Regions from separate parts of the Mus musculus genome. Here region 2 is linked to region 1. The links are chromatin loops, found by intact Hi-C in ENCODE. Cell type or tissue: heart. All regions are shown on one strand. Each heading gives the region's core, and the rest is flanking DNA. Links, peaks and the distances in the headings are about the cores only. Region 1 holds the start of Hcrt (hypocretin). Region 2 overlaps Nkiras2 (NFKB inhibitor interacting Ras-like protein 2).

Region 1 (2,906 bases), core at 260-2,759:
TTCCTGTTTCTCCTAATCCCCTGTGTACCCTAATCCCCCCACCCCCACCCCGTTGTTGTTGTTGTTTTTTAAGAACACTACTTATACTGGATTACAGGTCTACCATACTCTGCTCCTGTCTCATTTTAGCTGACAACATTGGCAAGGTCACTTTCTAAATGCTGGGGGTGGGGTGGAGTGGGTTAATATTGCAGCGTGTGAATTTGGGGGAAGCACACTTCAACCTGCAATAGGCACCTTTGGCTGGAGCAGGAGACAAATCTTTGCCCATTCTCTGCTTAAAACCATCCCCAGACTTCTCATTCTATACAACAAGGTGTAACATCTGCTGCTCCTATGCAATGGCTGCACAAACTTACCCACCTCCTTCCCAGTGTGGCATTGCTCACACACCACGGTACAGTGGACCACACTATGGATGCTCTGGGAGGCTCCTCATGAAAGCTCAGATGCCTTGCTTCTTCTGCAGCCTTACATCCAGCCCTTGCCAGGTGGACTCTGTGCCCTTGTATTGGACCTCTCTGTGTAGGTCCCTATTATAAAACAGTGGGGGCTGAGGATGTAGCAGTCGATAGAGTGATTGCTTAATTAATATATATGAAGCTCCGGGATCAGTCCTCCAGCATTTGCATAAAGGAGGCGTGGTGGAGCACACTTGCAGTATCAACACCACCGGGGAAATAGAGGGTAGTAAGATCGGGTCATTTAAGTATAAGGTCATGCTGATCTTTCCAGGGCAACCGAGGATACCCTGTTTCTAAATAAATAAAGTAGGTAGTAGAACAACATGAGGGCACATCGGTACCTCATTTCCACCCTCCCAAATGTGTAGCACACACCCCAGGACTGCAAGGTTCCTTGCTGGATTCTTCCCGACCAAATAAGTATTTGCAATGAGAAACACAAGCTGCTTCCAGGCCCTAGACTCGTCACAATTCTCAAGATGCTTTCCCGCCCCCTGGAGGCCTGAACTTGACACACAGAAACATAGATTAGTCACACCAACAGAGAATCGTCTTTATTGCCATTTACCAAGAGACTGACAGCGGCGAGCAGAGGGGGAAGTTTGGATCAGGACAAGGATAGAAGATGGGTTCAGACTCCGGACCCTCCCCGGGGTGCTAAAGCGGTGGTAGTTACGGTCGGACAGCCGCGACCAGAGCAGGGATGTGGCTCTAGCTCTGCGCCTGCGCGGCGGCCCATGGTCAGGATGCCAGCTGCGTGGTTACCGTTGGCCTGAAGGAGGCGCTGCAGCCGTCCCTGGAGGCCTGGAGGTCCAGGCCGCCGCTTTCCCAGAGTCAGGATACCCGCAGCGTGGTTGCCAGCTCCGTGCAACAGTTCGTAGAGACGGCAGGAACACGTCTTCTGGCGACAGCAGTCGGGCAGAGGCTGTGCGTCCACCCCAAGCGACAGCAGCGCCGGCGGCAGCAGTAGCAGCAGCAGCAGCGTCACGGCGGCCCAGGGAACCTAAAGGGGGACAGAGACAAGGTGCAAATGGGTTTCACTCCACACAGCCAGTTGGCTCTGAACCTCTTGTTGCCATAGATCCTGCTAGGCTGTCATTGGGTTTCCTGCGGCTGGCTCCTTTGTCAATTCATCCTTCAATACACAACTGAGCCTTATCGTCTTCGAAACCTTCATAGGCTTCTCTGGGGTAGAAGAAGTTTGTCCTGTGCAAACATATTTAAAGGCTTGACTCTCCACCCACAGACAGGTGCTTCTAAGTCTGTCTGCACCAAACTTACTAGCCCTTCCCTCCACACACAGCAGGTTTGTTCCTTTGCTGGGGAAACTGTACATTGTGGCTTTGATCTAGTTTCTCACCCCCTTGGGATAGCCCTTCCTCACCTACAAACCAGGCATAAAATCATCCCTACTACCCTGTTGAGTGCAAGACATAACTGACAAGCACAGAGAACATCGGAAATACAAGAACTCATTAAACGTGAGCTCCCACACAATGGCGTACCCAGTGTTAACCAAGGAGGCAGGTTGCCAAGAACCCACCCATACTCCTCTCTCAGTGCTACACGCTAGAAAGAGCATATGAGCCCAGTCCTCGGCAAGCACTATCATGGCCTCAGTAGTCTGATGATTTATGTCCCTGTTTCTGGCTCTTTACCTTTGTAGAAGGAAAGTTCATGGTGCCTGGAGCTCAGGGGAAAGTAATCTGGAGAGATGATCTCTTCAGTGCAGTGGTCCAAATACCCAAGAAGTCTGAGGCCGTCGTCTTCAGTGGCTCGCTTCCAGGGGCCAGGGGTTTATAATGCTCTGAGGTGTGTGTGCGGGGGAGACATGAGTATGTGTGTCCACCTTAAACCAGACAAAGGCATGTCTAAGATTAGCATCTTGCAGGGGAACCGTTTCCAGGTTGGACCCAAAGAATGGCCGCCCTGTCCCTGGTCCCCAGCTTGTCTGTCTGCCTGTTCCTTGGAGATAGGGCAGTTTCCGAGTACTAATGAGGTTACCTTGCACCCAGGAATCTAAGTTCACAAAAGAGGCCTTGGCTGGGACACTGGAAGGAGACAATGGGGGGGGGGACAGTTGCTAATTAGGGGCAGAAATGGCAGTCTGAGAATTACTGTCTATGGTATGTTGAAGGTAGGGAGGGTACCTGGGTGGCATACCCTCTCACCCCCACTGACTCTGTGGTCCATCAGGTTCCAGGGCCTTTTCCTCCATGGAAACAGCTTTTGACACCCTACTCCCCAACCCCTACCCCACCCCCCAGCTCTCCTTTTCTTCTGTCCCTTTCACCAAACTCCTCCATGGAAAGTCCTGGAGACTTACTGTGGGCCACGGGTGAGAGAGCAGCCAAGCCTGGAGTTCAGAAGCTGATGAAGGGTAGACATCTCCTGGGCCAGTAGAGAAGAGGGTAGTCTTACTCTGCCATCTCCAGGATTGAG
Region 2 (2,906 bases), core at 262-2,761, 130 kb before region 1:
TCCTTCTCTGGGGCTCTGTGTTCTTGCTAGTCCTCCAGAAGTCCTCTGGGAACTGCATCCTCCCCAGCTGTTGGCCAGAAACAGCTGATGGCTACACCTGGTCCTGAGCCACTGCATGCCGACAGTCCCTGTTCTCATCTGTCCTCTCCAGGTCACCATCGTGGTCCTTGGCAACAAGTGTGACCTGCAGGAGCAGCGTCGCGTAGACCCTGACGTGGCCCAGCACTGGGCCAAGTCCGAGAAGGTGAAGCTATGGGAGGTGTCGGTGGCTGACCGACGCTCCCTCCTAGAGCCTTTCATCTACCTGGCCAGCAAGATGACCCAGCCGCAGAGCAAGTCTGCCTTCCCCCTCAGCCGCAAGAACAAGGGCAGCGGCTCCTTGGATGGCTGAATAGCTGCCCTTCTTGCTTCACCATTCCAAGCCCATTCCGGGATGGGTGGCGAGCACAGGGTGCATAAGCAAGCTGTTCTTCCCAGTCGGTAGGGGAGTGACCCTCTAGGACAGGAAGCTGGGCTGGCCCAGGCCAGTGCCACCTTTGTCCTCTCTTAACTCCAAGAAGTGCAAGTGAACTTGATTGTTGGCCCTCCCTTGACCTTCCATAATAGTTCCCACCCCTCCCCCAGCTGACCATATTTTCTCCACTGTCACCTAGACACTTATGGGTTAGTGTCCCTTCCATCTGCCTGGTGCAGGAAGCAGGGCCGTCATGCCAACGCGCCCAGTCCAGGATCTGCCTCCTATCAGGGATCCCAACTCTGAATTTCCTGCCACTAACATACACACAGTACCAGCCTTAAAACAAAAGACTAGGTACTGTAAGCATACATTTGTGCGAGCTGGCTTAGGGTTGGTTCCTCATCCTCCACCCTGACCTTTCCTCTGGCCTGTTCAAGGCCTGGTAAAGTCAGGCTCCTGGGAGTGGCATTTCCTGTTTGACCTCTACCCATCTCCCAGTTGTTTCACTTCCTCTTCCTGTTCCAGGAGCAGAGGTCTTATTGGCTGAGGTAGAGTGGAGTGATGACTGGGCTGTCACATGCCCTGAGACTTAGCAAGACTCTTCTCCCCTGAGCGTCAGTCTTCTCGTATGTGAGTTGACAGAAGCTTGGATGTCACCTAGAGCCACGGGTAGCGCTGTGACTTTTCTAAAGCTGGTGGCTTGGGCCTCCTGTGTGTCTTCTGCCCCTGCTCCACCCTCTTTAAGGTGCTACACCTACCGGCCCTGGAGGCTGGACGGCCTCTCTTAACCACCAGGGGGCAGGGGTGCACTCTGCTCAGTGCTGCGAGCGAGCGGCTGTCTATTAACCTGCCCAACAGGGTAGTGTCCATCCCTCCTGGTTGGTTTTGGCTAGTAGCTGGACTTTATATTTATACTCTCTCTGTATTTATGCACCTGCTGCTCTGGTGAAGGTGGGATAAGCCGCGCCCCCAGCCCTTCTTTCTTACCTCAGATGCCTGAAGAGAACCAGGCAGCCCAGTAGCAGCTTCCCAGGAGCTGACAAGCCTTCCATCAGAGGCTTGTGCTATCAAGTGAGCTTATCACCCACAACCTGCGGTGCCCACTCCGTGCTTCTGATGTGCACACCTCACACGGGTTAAACACTATGGCCAGGCCACCTCCAATACCCTCTCCTCCTCCTAGAACAGGCGAGGGGGGGCTGGTGCCCAGGCCTGGGCAAGGAGAGTCTGGGCACCTACAGGCTCAGGCTTGAAGTTCATTTATTGATGTGTTGGACACAATAAAACCACAACTGCTATTATCAAAAAGTTTCCCGTCCCCTACCCCTTTTCTTGTCCCATTGGAAATATCTTTCAAAAAAAGGGGGATATAGGTGGATCCTGGTGAAATCCCATGTCGAATGGGGGAATGGCACTGGCTTTGGTGACATGAAAGTTGATCTTGAGGGTTTACTGGACCATGTACCAGCCCGAAACGCCACACTTGGGATGGCCAGACCCAGTGTGGAATGGAGAGTCCCTAGGCTGAGGGAGACCCAGAGCCCCTTTAGAGTTGGGGTTCAAGAGAAACCACTGAAAGGCTAAGATAAGAAGAGCTGTAGTGCCGGGTGTGGTGGTGCACGCCTTTAGTCCCAGCACTCGGGAGGCAGAGGCAGGCAGATTTCTGAGTTCGAGGCCAGCCTGGTCTACAAAGTGAGTTCCAGGACAGCCAGGGCTATTGTGTCAAAGCCAGACCAGGCAGGGTGGTGTGTGCCTTTAGTTCCGTTACTTAAGAGGCAGAGGCAGGTAGATTTTTTGAGTTTGCCAGCCTGAGCATACAGTCCCAGACCAGCCAGGATGACACAGTCAGGCCCAGCCTGAACACCACTTTTCCCTTCAAGCCCCACCCCCACGAGCAGATGGCGCGTCATCTCAACTCTGCCTCACTTTCACAGTACATTTTTTAAGAACTTTGGGGCCTCTTATCTCTATGGCCCTTTGCCATACATACCCTGTAGTCTACTTGTGGTTGTTTTGGTGTTTGAGACAGTGTCTAGCTATATGGCTCAAACTGACTTTGAACTCGTAATCCAGGCCCTAGGATTGCAGGAATGCACCACCATACCTGGCTACCCCATGGTAAATATGCCTGATAGGTTCCAGCCCACTTCAGTTTGAGATCCCTGTCTCTAGTGATTGTCCAGACCGCTCTAGAACATGGCAGGAGAGGCTGGCCCTTGGGAGCTAAAATGCTGTCAGCTCTGTGTACGTCTCTAGTTGGGGTCTGGGTATGAGAGCACCATGAGACTGGGGCTGTGGTTTTTGCATAGATCTTTGGGATTTGTTAAATCATAGATGCAGGGCAGCCTAGGGCTGGCCCAGGAAAGGAGGGTAGTGGTGGTCCTCAGAGCCAGGGGACTGGAGAACCCCAGTCTGAGTGAAGGGCAGCTACCCAGGTTGGGTGGGAACC

The links. Hi-C counts contacts between places; a loop is a spot of excess contacts. Peaks named below come from ENCODE experiments on the same cell type or tissue, not always from the same donor. Only the 100,000 strongest peaks of a DNase experiment are listed, where the experiment ranks them.
Region 2: it touches region 1 in a loop (2.7-fold over the local background); 2 of 42 quality-filtered maps call a loop at or near these places.

The regions. Positions count from the first base shown.
Region 1 is chr11:100,760,699-100,763,604 of GRCm38, forward strand. It overlaps Hcrt (hypocretin), which reads right to left and starts at 2,233. Exons shown (of 2, transcript NM_010410.2): 1 at 2,123-2,233; 2 at 995-1,467. The coding sequence starts at 2,143. The coding sequence ends at 1,096. In heart, for the core only: a CTCF peak has its summit at 1,213 (motif pointing right); a DNase peak (open chromatin) is centred at 1,213; H3K4me3 peaks cover 955 bases; H3K27ac peaks cover 466 bases; H3K27me3 peaks cover 1,818 bases.
Region 2 is chr11:100,625,843-100,628,748 of GRCm38, forward strand. It overlaps Nkiras2 (NFKB inhibitor interacting Ras-like protein 2), which reads left to right. Exons shown (of 4, transcript NM_028024.2): 4 at 152-1,760. The coding sequence ends at 391. It overlaps Zfp385c (zinc finger protein 385C), which reads right to left. Exons shown (of 9, transcript NM_001373887.1): 9 at 1,701-2,906. Among named protein-coding and RNA genes, the nearest start is that of Nkiras2, 4.3 kb to the left of the region's middle. In heart, for the core only: a CTCF peak has its summit at 1,235 (motif pointing right); DNase peaks (open chromatin) are centred at 499 and 959.